Regions from separate parts of the Homo sapiens genome. Here all the other regions are linked to region 2. A link is a contact called in ENCODE Hi-C data. All regions are on one chromosome and are shown on one strand. The core of a region is the stretch at or near the end of the contact, and the rest is flanking DNA. Distances in the headings are between cores, read along the strand shown. Region 1 holds the start of LYSMD3 (LysM domain containing 3). Region 2 holds the start of RASA1 (RAS p21 protein activator 1). Region 3 has its middle 35 kb from the start of LUCAT1. Region 4 has its middle 78 kb from the start of RPS23.

Region 1 (4,438 bases), core at 1,831-4,330, 3.3 Mb after region 2:
AAAAACTAATTCCACATTCACAGTTTTGGCTTCGTGTTAATTATTCACATAAGAAGGGGCAGACTGCTTTCAGTTCTTGTTGGGAAAGATGGAGGGAAGTAGTAAGAAGCACTTTGGAGATAAAATTCTTTGCACTCAAGGTGGTTCAGACATGAAGAGAGGGAGTAAATTAAGCATCACACCAAGATTTCTGATTTGCATAATACATTGTGGTGCCATTCTCTGAGATATGGAAGAGGAGCTGGGGGAGGAGGTGCATGGCTATGATTATGAATTCCTCTAAGATAGTAAAAAGGAATGGCAAATAGACAAATGGGCTATATAGTCAAACTCAGAGAAAAGGTCTAGGTTAGAAATAAAATTTCATGACTAATTTGCACATAGATGAAAATGAATTTGTGAGTACATATATTACCTAGAGAGTATAGAAAAAGAAGAGGGTCCAAGACTGAGCCTTGAAGAAGTCCAAAATTCAGTATCTTGGTGAAAGGAAATCAGCCTGAAAATATGGATAAGGAGTGTCCAGAAGAGGGAGAAACCATGGAAGTGTTATGTCATGGAAGCCAAAGCAAAATAACATCTCAAAGACTCACTATTTTTTGAATACTATGGATGAGTACCAAGCGAAACAAAAACAAACAAACAAAAAACAGAAAAGACCAACTCCAAAACTCTGAGTATATAAAATGGATGACAATAAATTACAAAGGTTGAGAATCCCTAACCCAAAAATCCAATCTTAAATACTCTGAAATTTGAAATACTTTGAGTGCTGACATGAAGCCACAAATGGAAAATTCCACAACTGACGTTTCAGATTTCAGATTAGGAATGCTAAACCTGTACAGGTATTCTGGTGATGTGCTTAGGTACCCTGAACACATTATTTTTTCACTGTATTAATGGTATTTTTTTTTTTTTTTTTACTGTTAAGCACTTATGTGTGAAAAAGTGTAAGAAAATGACTGCTTATTAGTAGCATACAAATTCAGAGTTAGGAATGACGGTGATGCCAAACAACCACAAATTTTCCACAAGGGTGGCTGAGATAGTGACACTTTTACCTGCTGATGGTTCCAGGTACAAGAACTTTTGTGCACAAATCATATAAAATTACCTTCCGACTATGTGTATAAGTTGAATATGAAACACAAATTTCATGTTCAGACAGGTCCCATCCCCAATGTATCTTATTATGTATATGCAAACATTCCAAAATCCAAAGAAATCTGAAACACTTCCGGTCTCAAGCATTTCAGGTAAGGACTACCCAACCTGTACTTTCTAGGCATATACTTATCATAAAATGCTTTAAAACTATTTAATATAGTTGAATCCAACCCTTGAAAAGCACTTTCTGACCTTGCTCTAATGGCAATATTATAATGCTTTAAAAGCTCAAGAGTTCCTATTCAGATAACACAGATAACTAATAGCTATATGTTAAGTAGATTATTTCAACTGTTCTCTGAAGTGCTACATTATTACCAAGAACTAGGATTCCTAACTTGACAGCTATGAAACTAAAGAAAACTATCACATTTTATATCTCAAAAGCAGTTTTGAAGTCATGACCACATCTTTTCCTCCAAGGATAACAGTTTTATTTCCACTCATTTAACCAGGTCTTTTTTTAATCTTGTGTCTTTAACCTAGGGAATGTCTTTGAATCCTGTAGATTCCAGGCAAATTTTATACATATGTATATTTTTCTGGGGAGAATTTTCATTGCTTCATATTCTCAAAAGGCATCCATGATCAAAAAAGTTAAGACTTAATATACAGCAATTTACACTTGGCTATACCGACCTACTTATGTGTCTTGTTAGACAGTTTCACCCTAATAATTTGTACTTAGAACTTCAAAATTGGCTTAGTAGTGCAGCTAACTGAAAATCACTAAGCAATGCCCCAAAGCCATTTTAGATACTTGTTTCTATCAACCTCTCTCCACGATATATTTCTAAATATAATTTAAAGGTCAGAACTTCACCTGTCTCACTATCTCTCCACTCCCCTTTATAATGAAATGCAGGCAGCTGACTATCGTGTTACAAATCTGGGTATTCTGAATGATCAAGAACTGGCTGTGTCTTCAACCGAAGTGAACAGACTGACCCAGGCGATCACTCCAGTCTACTACTCAGAGATTAGAAAATACATAATATTTAAGTCATCTGGCTCAATTCTATTCACCTCTCTTAATTCTCTTAGAGCAGGAAAAAGGCACGAACTCCCTTTCAGAAACTTGGAACAAGCCTGCGTGCTACCTAGATTACGAGGGGCCACAAAACAGTGTTAAAGCATTCTTCAGCTCAGTCTGTAACTGAAAACGGTTTCCCAAACACCTTCGTACTGTAGAATGGCTGCTGGGTGTTTCGCCTTGACCTTCTTTAACTAAGCAAGGTGCAATAAGAGGGTCACAGGGCACAAGTTAAAGCTGCAAAGGGACAGAATCAAAGGCACCCTATCCGCTGCCAGGGACAATTTTGTTTTTTAAAACTTAACTACCTCCTCCCTCTGTATTCCACACGTCAAGTTTTTCTTTCCCTGCTATCGTCAGCGAAGATTACGTCTCAGAGTCTTCTGTCACAGCATGACACTTGAACGATGTGACAAGATGCCGTCAGCGAATATTTCACGCCAACATAAAGTCGTGGGAGAAATGCTGTGTTTGGGTGGGAAATTAGCTGCCCAGGTAATCCAGCAGGTAGGCGTCCTTCCTCTGAGCCTCAGTTTCCCCGACAGTGTGACAAGAGGGCCTGGCAGGGCTGGTCTGGAAGTTCTTCCCTGTCTCGGGGGTGTCCGCCACACGGGCCGAGCCCGGCCCTGCAGCCCCCACCACACCTGTGGCCGAGGCTCAGCGCCTCCCGTGAGGACGCAGCTGGGGCTCAACCCCGCCCTCCTGGACCGGGCTACCCTCACCTCCTGCCACCATCTTTACCTGTCCCCGTTAGCAGGGAGCACTCTGCGAGAAGATGGCCAAAAGGTCCGCCGCCGCCGCTGTCCCGGGTAAGTTCATGGCCGAGCCTCTGCTTTGGGCTGACCCCGTCCGCCTCCGCCTCTGCCGCCAACGTCTCCGCCTTCCGGGCCGTACGCCGCCGCCACGTCCGCAAACCTGAGATGCGTCATCGCGTCAAGTGGGCGGAGGTGGGAAGGGGCGGGGGAGGACGCGGAGGGCAGCCCAAAACGGGGGAGTCCAACCACAGGTCCACGCCCGGCACGCAGGCGCAGGGACTCCTCCGGGGCCCGGGGGCGGGTCCAATCCCCGGGCCCGGGGGCGGGTCCAATCCCCAGCCCCGCCCTTGACTCCGCTCCTTCCGTGCCGCTTCACTCCCCGAGGAAAAGATTTGGTGGCCAAGTCAGCGGATCCAACCCGCGACCACCAGCGACCTACTGGCTGCGTCTTTGTCCAGCGTCCACACTGCGCTGGCAGAGACTGTCGGGTGCACCCTGAGGACGAGGCGTGGCTCAGGATGTGTCGGGGAGCTGTCTTGCATTTTTTTCTTGCTGTGCATCTCGAATTTTCTTTAGGGTGGGAAAGGACACCTCAAAAACACTGTTGACATCACGGTTTCAGAAAATTGCGCCATGTTTGTTACCCTTTTCATGCTGAAGACTCCAGACTGCTGCAGAAGAGGCAGAATTCTGGAGAGAAATCCTTGGGGGACCGAGGACGAGGGTTGGAGGGGGTTGTCTCACCCTTCCTGTTTTTAGGTGAGGGAAGTGAGCCACCTAGAGTCAGGCCCCAGGAAATGTTTTCCCTGGCTCGAGGAGTCAAGGGAGTCAACAAATTGTAATCTAACTTATTTTGGTTTGAAAATTAACTGAGTCATTGGTAGTCACCATTGGACTCTATGGAATATTAGCTTATTAAATAAACTCATGACTTCATACATGATTTTTATCACAAATGTGTTAAATGAGTATCATAATGTGTTTGAATTTATGTATGACTTTGGCAAAAGCCGCAACTACTTTTGCACCAACCTAATTAATGAATGTAAAGCATTTTAATGAGTCTGATGTCTCTCAGTGTTGATATTAGAGACGTTGCACTTTGACAACCATGCTAACTGTTACGACAATATCCATTTTAGGCACAAATAGCTGGGGTGCAGGGTGCAGAGCAGTGCTTTTCAGAATGTCTGAATATTTATACATTAGAAAGCCTTTGAAGCTTGGTTTTAAATTGTTTTTCAAAGAGTATGTTTTTGGTTTTCTGGTAAGTGCCTCTGCAAAGGTTAGGAGTTTTGCATTGCAATAGTTTTCTTTTATTAGCAGGGATAGGCACTGTGCTTCCCAGCGCCACAAAAAAAAACTGCAGGAGAAGACTTTTTTAAAAAGTTTGTCTGAATTGTTCTGTGTGTTGTTGCCCTCATGACACCCCTGTCTGTAACCATTTATCACTGAGACGTTCTCTCATCAGCAGACAAAG
Region 2 (4,690 bases), core at 2,191-4,690:
CTCATAAGATCTTTGTAATAAAAAAATTTGTGCTCTGGAGGGTTTTAAGATAAAGTCAATAAATGCAGTGGGGACATTAGGGTTAGAAGTAAAGGCTTTCTTTCAAAATTATTGGGTCAATGAAACCTTTTGATACTATTTAGGTAAATTTGGAAGGCTATTTGTGTAACTCAATATGTACTAGGGCATGGAACACAATTTGGCATTCTTCAAACACAGCAGTAAGCTCTTTATTACTTCTTGGTTAGTCCTCCCATCAGAAACTATTCTTACCTATGCTCTAAGGTCCTCTAAAATTACAGTTATGTTACTGAGTTAGAATTACCTTTCCACATACTCAAGATATCAAAACTATAAAATATTTTGGAACGTAGTACATTCATATTTCTTTTTCTTTTTTTTTTTTTTGAGACAGAGTCTTGCTCTGTCACCCAGGCTGGAGTGTTAGCCAGGATTGTCTCGATCTCCTGACCTTGTGATCTGCCCGCCTCGGCCTTCCAAAGTGCTAGGATTACAGGCGTGAGCCACCGCACCCGGCCACATTCATATTTCAGTTGCCAATGAAACCAGAATGAGCCAACTTCATTTCTTAAATTTTCAGTTTCTTTTCATACACAAGTTTTTGTCCAGCACTTTTTATTATTTAGTCTTCATTAAATACTATGTTTCAAGATCCAGAGTAACTTTTCTAAAATCACAGATATAATAGCTTATTTTACTAAAGGTAAAATATATTTTGAATTTTCTTTCTTTTGTGTACTATTCTGTTTTTCAATACCTCCCTGTTTAATATCTGTGAATTTAATTAAGATAGTTTACTTCCCTTTGTTAACTGGGCAGAAAGTTAAGGTGGGTAGAAAAGAAAGGCAATGGACAAAAATTAAGTAGAAACATTAAATCCTTTTGGAAAAAATGAAAATAAAGATAGACAACGTATTTGAGATTCAGAAAGTACACAAGCAATAGTAAAGATTAGAGCCTAGATCTATCCAATAATAGGAATATATTAAATATCTGAAAATACCTCATAAAAATATGTGGCAATTTCTTTGGAGGAAAAGAACAGGGCTAACTCTAAGGCTAAACAAAAACTAGGTAAGATATTGGTATAAGGCTGATTTACAAATAGACATAGTAGTTATTTCCTACTGGTTAAGAAATTGATTTCCAAAGATGGGAGCTGATCAAATTTGGTATTTGTTAAAAGGATGAAGATCTGTTCAAAGTAGCATACTGAGGTTGCCTAGGACTGGGCTAGGCAGTAGAATAGACCACAGGTTGTATTTGCAGTACAGTTTTGTAGGTACATACACCTAAAAGTCTAGAAAACATTTAATTGAGCATTTGATAGGTGTTAGACTGCATTAAATATTGACCTTTACAAGTGCTAAAGAATTGTCAAAAAGGAGGAGGTAATTCTGCAGTAAGAGTAGTGAGCCTCACCTGGACTCCCAGGCAACATACAGAGGGTGTGTGAACATTTAGAAATCAGTGATAACCAAGAGCCGGTGATAACCTGCCAGTTCAATGTCCTGCATTCAAGGGCTGACAGTGGTGACTGGGACAGGAATGTTGGAGGATTGGGATGCTAACACACTGGAGGTTTTCAAGCACAGGCTATATTAAGATTTGTTGGGATTGTTGCACTTGGTGTTCACACAGCAGACAGTAAGTAGAGTAGGTATTTTGATAGTCTTGTCTAACTGAGGGTCTAAGTTTAAAAGAAAACTGTTCTCAGGGAGGCCACCATAAGTAGTACTTCATTATTAAGTATTATGGAACTACTTCATTCTCATTTCTAGAACAGCACAGAGCTTGGCAACTCAAAACCCGCCTATTTTACCTACCCACCTAATGAATGACATTTATTATTTCTTTCAGAACCGTTTTTAGGTATTGCATACCTCCTTCTTGATTAGTATACTATACATTAATATAGTGGTTCTCAAACTTAAGTGTGCAAACAATCACTTGGAGGGTTTGTTAAAATGGATCGCTGCATATTTTCTGATTCAGAAGGTCTGAGGTGGCATTTCTGAATTCCTAGGATGTTGCGGCCTGAATTCACTTTGAGAACTCTAGCTCCTGTGACTGGTCCATCTTCCTTCTCCCAGGTAGCACACTGCTAAGAGATATGCGTAATGGAGGCCCCAGGACTACTCCTAATCAAGTTGGATTGTTGTCATTGACTAGGTAAATAGGCCTGTGCAAACTTACAAAGGCAATGCATTGCCTGTATCTTGTCACGTCTTTTAGTGGTCTTTTCTCTTTTTCCTGGGTTTCTATCACAGCCACTTGCCATCCTGAGTGTTAGTTTGATCATCCTTAGCACAGAAAATATTGATCTCAAAGATCAATATCCAATGGTATTTAATGTGGGATCACTCCTGGGAGAATTTAACAATATTGTTAATTTCAAACCATGGGAAGCTCCCTCTACATGAATGCATAGTTTGTATACATTTTAGTGTAAAAGACAAAATAACACCCTTCTCCTTAATTGTATTAAAAATGAGTTTTCAGTTTATTGCTACTTTTGAAACGATATATAATTATAACTAGCATTCTGGGACATTCTTGACATTTGACTTGTTGAAGGTGCTTGCATTGTGGATCACGTCCTGCAGTCTTTTGCACACAAACCAGGACAAAAGTGCATTGATTAGTGTTTTCTGTGGCACCTCCTCCTCTTCATCAGTATCCAACAGACTTATAATGGCATAGGTAAGTATATGAGACAGTTGATAAAGAAAAACGTATGCAAATACTGGTAGAAATCTTACTTCATAACCACTATTTCTACTCAAATTCTTCACCCTTCTCATATGGTGCCCTTTATTTCGTTTTGGAGTTTCAGAATCTATTTTAACTGTGTGTGTGTGAGATAGTCATAGTGATTTATAGCATGCAACGAAAAAGAAAACATTAATAGTACTGCCCCGATCTTCAAAGCTACCTGACCCCTGCCCGGTTTCTGCGCTGCTGGTTAAGGCTGTTTTTTCCACTGGTCAGGAAGTACGGAACTAGTTTCTGGGCATTTTCCTTTCCCTTTCCCCCTCCTTCCTCTCCACCGCCTCCTGGTCCCCCTCTGGTCTCTCCGGCTTTAACAGCGCCAAGCACCCGCGTGCTCAGGTACCCTTCCCTCTTCTCCCGCCCATCAAACAAAGCCCCGGGAGACAGGCGCGCGCCGCCGGCCACGCCAACAGGAGATGCGGCCGCGCCGCCACACGCTTGGAACCGGAGGAGGACAGCAAGCGCGACCACGCACCGCGCGTCCCCGCCGCTTCCTTCCCTCTGGACTCTTCCTTTTCCTCCCGGCCCGGCCCCCCGCCCCCGCTCCGGGAACGCGCCTGCGCACAAGCTGCCCTCTCCCTTCTCCGCCCTTCCTTCCCTCCGTCCCTCCTCCCCTGCCCCGCCTTCCTTTCTCTCTCTCCCGTTTCACTCACTGAGAGCTCCAGGTAGTGAGCAGTTCAGTCGATTTCCTCGTTACCCCGCCCCCCTTTCTCTTGCCCCCCCACCCCTCTCATCTGCCTGGTGGAGGATGAAGCGGCTGCAGTGGCCCCAGCCTCAGCAGCGGCACCGGCGGTGGCTGCGGTGTGGGTGGCCGGAACTGGGGTGGTGAAGAAGCGGTGGTGGCGGCTGAAGGAGCGGTAGCAGCCTCAGCCTCTTTCCCTGTGCTTCCTTTCCTCTTTAGTGCAGCGAGGAAGTTTTCGCTTCTGTACATGTGTTTGTGTGCGTGAGTGTGGGTGTGTGCGGTGAGGTTTGGGTGGCGTTTGTGCAGGCGTTGGGTTTTTTGCCCACTTGGCTTCCCGTAACCCAGGCAGCTGGGGAGCCTGGGCTGTGGCCCTAGGAGGGGGCGCGGCGGCGGGCTCTCTCCTTTTGTTGTTGTTTCCTCAGCCTGGGGAGCTGAAGGGGAGACGCGTCTGGGTGGGGCTGCTCGGAGCCCGGGCCTGGTGGCCCCTGGGGCTCCCGGGCGGGCAGGGTAGGGCAGAGTAGAGCGGGCTTCAACATGATGGCGGCCGAGGCCGGCAGTGAGGAGGGCGGCCCGGTAACAGCCGGAGCTGGAGGAGGCGGCGCGGCAGCGGGCTCCAGTGCCTATCCCGCAGTGTGTCGGGTGAAGATACCCGCGGCCCTGCCTGTGGCAGCCGCCCCCTATCCTGGGCTGGTGGAGACCGGAGTGGCTGGAACTCTGGGTGGCGGAGCCGCTTTGGGGTCAGAGTTCCTAGGAGCCGGGTCTGTGGCAGGGGCACTGGGGGGAGCTGGACTGACAGGGGGAGGTACTGCTGCTGGCGTAGCTGGTGCTGCTGCTGGCGTGGCCGGTGCTGCTGTTGCTGGACCTAGTGGAGACATGGCTCTCACCAAACTGCCCACTTCGTTGCTTGCTGAGACTCTCGGGCCAGGCGGCGGTTTTCCCCCTCTGCCCCCTCCCCCTTACCTGCCCCCTTTGGGGGCGGGCCTCGGGACAGTGGACGAAGGTGACTCTCTGGATGGACCAGAATACGAGGAGGAAGAGGTGGCCATACCGTTGACCGCTCCTCCAACTAACCAGTAAGTTAAGACTGCTGTTCAGGAATTTGGGAAGCTGGCTCCAGAAAAGAAGTGGAAATGAAGGGGTAAATCATACTTTGTCCTTTTCATCTGTGGTTTGTTAGGAAAAGTTTTTGAAGTTTCAGGTTTCTTGGGTAGGAAT
Region 3 (4,614 bases), core at 1,722-4,221, 4.0 Mb after region 2:
GTGAGCCGAGATGTCTTTGTCAGGCATGTTTCAGATCTAGGATTTTTGGCTTTTTGCCACAATGCTAGCAGAGATTAAATGGAAAAACCCAGTGGAACGAAAAGAAGTATTCATGGAACTTGTGTCTTGTGCCTCTCCCCTAAAGAAGAAAGAAGAATGAGGAGGAGGAGGAGGAGGAGGAGAAGGGGGAGGGGGAGGGGGAGGGAAGGAAAAGAAAAGAAGTAAACAAAATATCCAAGGGGAAAACAATTACTTTTCTTTCTTTCTTTTAGAGACAGTGTCTTGCTATGTTGCCCAGGCTGGTCTTGAACACCTGGGCTCAAGCAATCCTCTCTCCCGCCTTGGCCTTCCAAAGTGTTGGGATTGCAGGCATGAGCCACCACACCTGACCTAAAAATTTCAAAATACACTTGAAGATTATTGTCCAATCAACTCCCTCTCCCCACCTGCACAAAAGATTTAGAATACAAATATTTCAACCTTGTTTTCTAAATAAGTGAATTTATGAATATAATAGTGAGCTGATATTTTATGTGGTCACTTTTTTCTCTTTTTCCTTTTATCTCATCAAATTCCTTTTTAGCATAATTTTATTTTTAAAATGGTGATTTCCAAATGAAACACTGCAGACTGAGAGATGAATGAGCACCATAATGGAACAATATAGGCCAACTACCCTGGAGTTACTGATGTTACTACTTGGGAATAGTGGTGACTTTGAAAAAGTTCAAAGACTAACTTTGAAAGCATTTCAAAATGCCTATTTTTGGCTGGGTGTCGTGGCTCATGCCTGTAATTCCAGTACTTTAAGAGGTCTAGGTAGGCGGATCACTTGAGCTCAGAAATTTGAGACCAGCCTGGGGAGCATGGAAAAACCCCATCTCTACAAGAAATACAAAAATTAGCCAGGTGTGGCACACGCCTGTAGCCCCAGCTACTTGGGAGGCTGAGGTGGGAGGATCACCTGACCCTTGGGAGACTGAGGCTGCAGCAAGCAGTGATCATGCCACTGCACTTCAGCCTGGGCAGCAGGGTAAGACCATGTCAAAAAAGAAAAAAATGCCTATTTGGGGGGCTTCACTTTCAGAGATAGTGTCTTTAAGCCTGAGGGCTGGTCAAGGAATTAAGAGTTTTTCTATAACTCTTTGGGTAATTCTGACACAAAGTCAGATTGGAAAAATATTACTCTGAAATAAAGAAAATTTATAGAAACTTGATTTTATTTTATAAACAAAGTTCTAATTAAAAAAAAAAAAAAAGAGCCGGCCAGGTATGGTGGTACACCCTTGTAATCCCAGCACCTTGGGAGGCCGAGGCAGGCGGATCCCTTGAGCCCAGGAGTTCGAGACCAGCCTGGGCAACATGGTGAAACCCTGTCTCTTAAAAAAATACAAAAATTATTCAGGCATGGTGGCACACACCTGTAGCCCCAGCCCCTGGGGAGGCTGAGGTGGGACTATCACCTGATTCTGGGGAGGGTGAGGCTGAAGTGAGCCAAGATCCCACCACTTCACTTTAGCCTAGGCGAGAGAGTGAGACCATGTCTCAAAATAAGTAAATAAAAATAAAAAGGAAGAAAGAAAAAGAGCCGAGTGGTGGTGCACGCCTGTAGTCCTAACTACTGGAGAGGCTGAGGCGGAAGGGTTCCTTGAGCCCAGGAGTTCGAGGCCAGCCTGGGCAACACAGAAAGACTCTCTCTTTTTTTTTTTTTTTTTTTTTTTTTTTTTTTTTTTTTTTTTTGAGACGGAGTCTCGCTCTGTCGCCCAGGCCGGACTGCGGACTGCAGTGGCGCAATCTCGGCTCACTGCAAGCTCCGCTTCCCGGGTTCACGCCATTCTCCTGCCTCAGCCTCCCCAGTAGCTGGGACTACAGGCGCCCGCCACCGCGCCCGGCTAATTTTTTGTATTTTTAGTAGAGACGGGGTTTCACCTTGTTAGCCAGGATGGTCTCGATCTCCTGACCTCATGATCCACCCGCCTCGGCCTTCTCTCTTTAAAGAAAAAAAAAAAAAAAGAAAAGAAATTTGTCTATATAAATATACAGTTAAAGCAAACAATATAATATATAAAACCAAATTTGGAAATATTTTTTCCTTCCATCAAAACTTAAACATCAATTTTAGAACACAGTGTTCTATATCGTAAGGAGTCCTAGAGTCTACCCAGTATAATGTCTCACATCCTCGCCCTCTTGCTATAGTTGTCAAACCTAAATGTACCTAAGAATCACTGATAGGTAGTTGGTTAATACGATGGATTATTTCTAGGCCCCGACCTCAGACAGGTGCCTCCATGCCCCCACCCAGCCAGGACATTCTGAGTCTGTAATTTGAAGTGAGCTTCAAGAATCTGCATTTTTACCGCGGCGCTTTTGATGCAGGCGGTCCACGGTAAAGTTAGAGAAATGCTGCCCTGCTGCTGCGCTGCAGATTGAACTCTGGGGAAGAAGAAATGAGCACGACCGGGAGCGGTCCATCTAAACCGGTCCATTTAGATGGACAGGTTTTAGCAGTCCATCTAAATCTGTCTCAGGAGCTTTCTTTCTTTCTTTTTTTTTTTTTTTTTTTTTTTTTGAGACGGAGTCTCGCTCTGTCGCCCAGGCTGGAGTGCAGTGGCACTCACTGCAAGCTCCGCCTCCCAGGTTCACGCCATTCTCCTGCCTCAGCCTCCCGAGTAGCTGGGACTACAAGCGCCCACCACTACGCCCGGCTAATTTTTTGTATTTTTTAATAGAGGCGGTGTTTCACCGTGTTAGCCAGGACGGTCTCGATCTCCTGACCTCGTGATCCGCCCGCCTCGGCCTCCCAGAGTGATGGGATTACAGGCGTGAGCCACCGCGCCCGGCCTGTCTCAGGAACTTTCAAAGGGGAGTGGCAGACAGAAAATGAGCACGGTATCTAATCAGCAAGTAGGATTGCAAATAAGAACGCCTTTATGAAGGCCCCAGTTTTTACAGTAAGTCCCTCACTGCCCGCACACAACGATGCCAAGTTCCAACCTGATTTGCGTCACCACAGTTGTGGGTTTGCGCCAAGGTTAGTTATCAAGCGTAGTGAGAGGATAAATTCACAAAATGAGGGACAAAAATAAGACGAGAGCTGGGTACAACGGAAGTGAAACCTGGGTGGAGGTCATCTCCAAATCACAGTGGAAGGACGATGTCAGGGATTTGTCCCAACACTCTTTTGATGAAAGAATTTGATTAGTGGACTATTGCACTCTTAAAGGCAAAGAAAACAAAGCACGGCAGTGCCCCGCTCGGTCGGGATTCAAAAGCAGTGAAAGCTGCCTTGCTCTGTTTAAAGCGACAGGACTGCTCTGCTATTCAGGAAAGACTAAGGAGGCAGCGGTATCTGCGAAGTCCTGCGAGCTCCCGGCGACAGGAGTAGCGCGAGCAGCTGACGGGGGAAATCCACTGGCAGCGAGTCGGATGAGTCAGCGCTGAGTCACGCTCGGCGCTACGTGCCGGCCTGGGCGGCCGCAGCCCGGGGCCCGCAGCCGCGGAGTCAGCAGAGATCCGCCGCTTCCTGGAAGACCCTCCCTGCGCCTGAGGGAGGGGGCGGCGTCGCCTCCTCGCGCCGCCAAGGCCCCCTGCAGTCACACACTCGCCCGCACGCACGACCTCCTCGCTCCATCCTGGGGACATCCAGGATTCACCCCCGAGGGGAAGAGTCCCATGTGACAAATGGTTAGAGCTTGGGCGGATGCTTTCATCCCATGTGTTTCCTCAAAGCTGAGATTCCAGCGCTCTTGCTCTTTTCGTGTTGTTGTTAGGTTTTTAACTTTTTTTTCCCGTTTCCTGGCAGAGGATTAACACGCTGATCTTTTTATAGTTTCCAATATTTTAAATGAAGCACAAGAAGAATGGATTAATAAAACGTGTTGAAACTTAAGCATCAAATCGTCACACTGCTCTGGGTTCTAAAATGACTAGAAAGTGACTGCACTAGAAGCTTTGAATGTTGGGTAACTGGGAAGGATTAACTCGGTTCTGATGTGCCCTTTGTTAATGAAAATCAAATCTTTGCTATTTGTCCAACCACCCTTATAATAACTAAATTTGTCTAAAGACTGGAGACATGTGTGGTAATAATTAGATATGGAGTCACCAAAGAACAGGGTAGCCATGCCTTTGTGTTTTCTGTGCCTTAACTAACATTCTGTTGTCCTAATGTGCAAATGATACATTGTTGGTTTTAAAAAATATTATGGCAATGTTTATATCCATGCTGAGAGTTAATAGCAGGTATTGTGTCATGAAGTGCAGCTAGTCAGTGAGATAGTCCTGATACAGGTGGGGTAATTATTATTTAGGGACAATTTGCGGCTGTTTTTCAAGACAGACTGGGTCTTTAGAAGTTGTGCCAGCTGTTACCGGTGGTTCTGCTTCATTGGGAGAATTATTTCCCTCCTTATCCCTGTGTACGTGTGAAATGATGCAAAACAATAGAGTGTTCGTGTAGTTTGACTGCTTTTCTTGCAGGCAAGGAGACTGAAGTAATTAGAGGTTGAACTGACTCACCAAGGTTACTGGAGAAGCATGACTACCCAATTTTGTAAAGGAGAGAAAAGCCCCAAACAAATACAAATAGGAAACATGAAAATACGAGAGAGG
Region 4 (4,478 bases), core at 1,769-4,268, 4.9 Mb before region 2:
CTCCAAACCACAAAGTGAAACAACAGGGAACATGTTCTTACAACTGGGAAGTCAACATGACAGACATGTTTGGATGTCTGTTATATAGCTTGCTGTAGACCCATCTATTAATAAATAACTGAACGTGGCCGGGCGCGGTGGCTCACGCCTGTAATCCCAGCACTTTGGGAGGCTGAGTCGGGTGGATCATGAGGTCAAGAGATCGAGACCCTTCTGGACAACATGGTGAAACCCCGTCTCTACTAAAAATACAAAAATTAGCTGGGCATGGTGGTGCGTGCCTGGTTCAAGAGATTCTTGAACCAGGGAGTTGGAGGTTGCAGTGAGCTGAGATCGTGCCACTGCACTCCAGTCTGGTGACAGAGCGAGAGACTGTCTCAAAAAAAAAAAAAAAAATTGAACGTATATGAAGACTATAAGTAGGAAACTTACCCACCAAGAATTAAAAAAGAATGAAAAGGCTTTCTGAATCCAAGCTTTAACTTATTTTCAAAGCACTAATGTAGGCCAGTGGACATTTGTCACATGCAAGATGTATTAGGCATTGTGAGACCAGATTATGGAGAATGTGGGAAGCTAAGACTGACAGTTGCCAGGTTAGCATCTTCATGTTCCCTGAACAGAGGAAGAGATGTTGAGGTTGTCATGACATCACTCACAGAAGGCTCTTGCATCACTTTCCTCGTCTCCCTTTCATTACTAGTAAGACTTAGAATCCCAGAGGCCTTTGGTTTGCTTTTCTGCTTCTATGCTTCAGGGGACCTGGTACCGTGTAGTCATTAAATGAATGCCCAATAAGGCCCAAAGCCTGGAATCATATTTGCATCCTGTTGACATATATTTACATAGGTTGCTATCATTATCTGTTTTTGATCACCCTAAAGGGGCTTTGGAAACACAAGTATTATACATCATAATTTTTGAGGAACAATATCTTTCTTTGATGGCTTTGAATTTGGAGGTCTTAGAACCAACTTGTTATGGGTGAAAATTGCAAAACCTAGGTGTGGGGTTGGGGGGAAGTTGGAGAACAGAACAATGCTATTGACAACTTGATATTCCAAGAGCAGAGAAAGCTATTTCAGGATATGTTTTCTCGTTTTGGACATCAAATGCCTATCCAAGTTCTGGAAAATGTGGCTCAAGGGTTGCATGGGTCCTGGGCAGCTCTTGATCTGAAGTCCCTCATCCTGGCCTTTGATCTCCCACTCCTTTACTGTTGCCAGGATGGAGGGTGATGGAGTTGAGTTCACATCAGCATTTGAAGTAATGCGGTCCTCATACTGTCTTCTGCTCGAGTTTACTCAGGTTCATTACAGGGGTGGGGTTAGAGGGCCATTTGTCTTGGGCCTCAGATTGAAGAAGGGCCTCAAAGCTGAACTTTAAAATCTTTCTCCAAAACATGGTGTGCATATGGTTATTAAAATTATTATTGGGACAAAAACATTTATTTGCTAAATATAAATGTATGAAAAATACCATAATTTTTGTAGCAGTATTTTAACACATTTTAAAAAATATATTAGAAGTGTCCAAATGTGGAATTGGCTCAGATGTCTCAGCTTCTGAGAAGCTCAGAATTTACCACCAAACAGCAGCCAACGTATGAGGTCCCTTGGGCTTTCGTCCCATGCCAAATGACCCAGCTGATAGAGCCTAAGAACAGATTAGATTCCCTACAGATCCTGATCTTTGAGTATGTACTTCAAAGTGGGGTTTTTAACATCAGTTTTTAAACTTTGCTCTGCATGCTTGTAGGACACTAGCATATTTTGACTTATAAGAATTAATATTTTACCCATTGAAAAAGTACCCCTACTGGGCCACATTTTTAACTATTTAAATTGGGAGAAAAAAGCTGAAATACCCAGAGTTCATGGAGAAAAAAGTGAAATAGGATCTGCCAATATCTGTCAGTACTCCATAGGAACAAAGCAGTGGAAATGAAACTCAGTGTTTGGGCTGTGCATGTGTGCGTGTGTGTATGTGTGTCTTTGTGCAGTTGGCAGATCAACCCTAAACAGGCCTCGTGTGGCTGAGGCTCATGCATTCACAAATCCAGGTGGTGGCCTCCATTTGCAAAAAAATTTCTTTGTTTTGCCATTCTCTGGGCAGAAAGTACTGCCAATAATATATGAGTAATATCTGGGGCTCATTTCCATTTGGATGTGGAGACTTAGGTCTCTAAAACTTTCCAAAAAAAATGTCCGATTGGGCCAGTAGGGAAAGCCATGATGCAACCTTAGTGGACTCATTTATGCTTTGATTGCCATTTCCTGTAGATATCCATGTTTATACATTACGAGGCATAATGTGCTTCATCTTATTATGTGCTATTATTTTAATTTTTCCAATGATAAAATAATGCATGCTTTTTTGTAGAAAATTTGGAGAAATGTATCCTATATAGAAGCTTAAAGGAAGTATGTATAATCTCAGCAAGCAGTGTTATCTCATGCTGACTTAATTCTAAAAGAAATTTTGGTAATTTTTGTTAATTCTTTGTTAATTCTATGCAAATCATTCCATTGAAAATAATAATGACAGAAACATCAGAGTTTTAGGTTTGATCATCAAAACCTGTTTACTGTGAACCTAAAATACAACAGGGACCTGTTGGGATGCATCTAAATTCCAAAGGTCATGTGGATACGTCCTCAAATCTTTTGTTTCTGTTTTAAAATGACAGTGATGGTAAATATTTATGGTTGACTGTGTATCATTGCCCTACATTTTTTATGTGAACCAACTATTTTAATAATTACAAGAATCTTAAAGGAAAGTGCCATTGGTAGAGTCCCATTTTACAGATGGAAAAATTGAGATGAAAAAGATTAAGTAACTTGGCCAAGGTTACAGGCAACTATGCAGTAGAGGTGAGTCAGCCCGTCTTCCAGAAACCCTGAGCATCTTCCCTTCTAAACTTGAAAGTGTTTAGTTTCTTCAACTAAGGGCATAACCGGGTCAGTCAGGATGTATTTGACCACATGAAAGGGCAGCAAAACACATCTCTTTGCTTTGATTTCTGTAGAAACATGTCCCCTGTGTTAAGTGGTGACAAGCCTCGTGGGGGTTTTGCTCAGGCGACAGGCTGGAAATGCATGTGTGGCAGGCGGGCTTGTGAGATCACATCCGAAGCTGGCTGGACTCAGTTCAGTCCTTTGGAGTGTTGATTCAGATGACGGGGGGAAGAGGCGAACCCCTCTTCTTTGGCTTAGAAGATTACGGATCTGTAACTTCAAAAGCTGTTTGCAATTTTATATTCACGTCTCGCTGCCAAGGTGCTTGTCTTATCTGCAGTCTGTTGGCTGGGGCCCTTGTGAGTAAGCTGGGCGGTTTCCTCCTGCATTTGGAAGGAAGTTGCAGGGTCAAAAAGGGGGGTGGGTGGTGGAGAGGTGAGTGTGGCTGAGAGGATGACACCAGCGGAAACAAGGGAAATAGTCTGGGAGGAGGGCCAGACGAGCAGGGTGTGTCAGAGTGAACTCAGGGAGAGGAGAGGAAAGGCCCTTTCCTAGTCTGTGCTGATCTGGGAGGACACACCATCTAAACAGGAAGAGCACAGAACAGAGATTCATCAGACAGACCTGCTTGGGGTTCTTGCTTGCTGGTTTTAAGGCTTTGTGACCTTGGTCAATTTACTAAACCTCTTTGGCCCACCTTCCCCTTCTGTACTGTTTGCTGTATGGTCTGTTTTTTGCTAAGCTCAGGTGGTAATGTTGCCCTCAATACTCCATGCCCAGCTTGTTACAGAAGGAAGAATGCTGGTCTAGGAGACAGGAGATCTGGGTGGATTTTCTGTCCTTACTCTTCATCAGCGATCTGACCCTGGGCAAGATTAAGAACTAATGTGACCCCCAGTTTCTTAATCTGTCAAGTGGGTATAATAATACATACCCTTTTAACTTCACAAGGTTTCTGGGATGCTCAAAGAAGATCAGGTGTTTGAAAAGATTTTGTAAACCTAAAAGGATTATACGTTGAGCTGTTCTAGATGCTGGGTGAAATGTGCGACTGAACACACAGTACTGGTGGACTGCTGGGTTCTCACTCAGGGATGGCAGAAAGGTTTCAATTTGTGAGCCAGCCACTCTCATTGACTGGGAGTGGCTGCCTGGACCTCCTGAGCTTTGGCTGCGTTCTGAGGGAAAGAGTGCTCATGTTGATTATTAATGTCTGTCATGGACAAAGGGGTAGGAGAAGTGGTTCTTGGATTGTGCGTTTGCTCTTTCTGTTCCCGCCTAGTGATTTCTAAATTCGGTTGCTCATTTAGATTCTCCTGGTTAAAATGCCCCATCAGGCAGATTTCCCATTTCATAGGCCTGGATGTGACCTGGGGTGAAGGCAAGGAATCTTCATTTTTTAAATAAAGCTTTCCTTGCTGGTTATTTTGATAGTTGTGCAGGTGTGGAGAGGTGGAGCAGGCATCGAGTCACATGGGAGCTCCAGGTGAGTCTCATGGAGCTCTGAGCATTGGAAGA

What was found. Hi-C counts contacts between places; a loop is a spot of excess contacts on that map. Pooled maps may share reads with other maps.
Region 1: a loop to region 2 is called in a pooled map, with 8 times the contacts of the local background. The contact joins the promoter of LYSMD3 here to the promoter of RASA1 in region 2. A Hi-C loop is called at or near these places in 11 of 50 pooled maps.
Region 3: a pooled map shows a loop between it and region 2 (4-fold over the local background). The contact joins the enhancer-like site here to the promoter of RASA1 in region 2. A Hi-C loop is called at or near these places in 5 of 50 pooled maps.
Region 4: a pooled map shows a loop between it and region 2 (4-fold over the local background). The contact joins the enhancer-like site here to the promoter of RASA1 in region 2. A Hi-C loop is called at or near these places in 2 of 50 pooled maps.

What each region holds. Positions count from the first base shown.
Region 1 is chr5:90,526,504-90,530,941 of GRCh38, forward strand. LYSMD3 (LysM domain containing 3) reads right to left here and starts at 3,081. Exons shown (of 3, transcript NM_198273.2): 1 at 2,945-3,081. RefSeq lists enhancers at 2,352-2,852, 3,478-3,737 and a silencer at 3,118-3,367.
Region 2 is chr5:87,264,443-87,269,132 of GRCh38, forward strand. RASA1 (RAS p21 protein activator 1) reads left to right here and starts at 3,441. Exons shown (of 25, transcript NM_002890.3): 1 at 3,441-4,548. The coding sequence starts at 4,010. RefSeq lists enhancers at 3,170-3,464, 3,518-4,405, 4,163-4,212 and silencers at 3,213-3,462, 3,803-3,982.
Region 3 is chr5:91,277,185-91,281,798 of GRCh38, forward strand. No RefSeq gene overlaps it. Among named protein-coding and RNA genes, the nearest start is that of LUCAT1, 35 kb to the right of the region's middle. RefSeq lists enhancers at 2,334-3,275, 3,274-3,533, 3,276-4,217. Within about 2 kb of position 2,972, at least 39 of the 41 ENCODE cell types and tissues checked have a DNase peak (open chromatin) inside an H3K27ac peak, as active enhancers do.
Region 4 is chr5:82,354,078-82,358,555 of GRCh38, forward strand. No RefSeq gene overlaps it. Among named protein-coding and RNA genes, the nearest start is that of RPS23, 78 kb to the left of the region's middle. RefSeq lists an enhancer at 2,510-3,709. Within about 2 kb of position 3,019, at least 26 of the 41 ENCODE cell types and tissues checked have a DNase peak (open chromatin) inside an H3K27ac peak, as active enhancers do.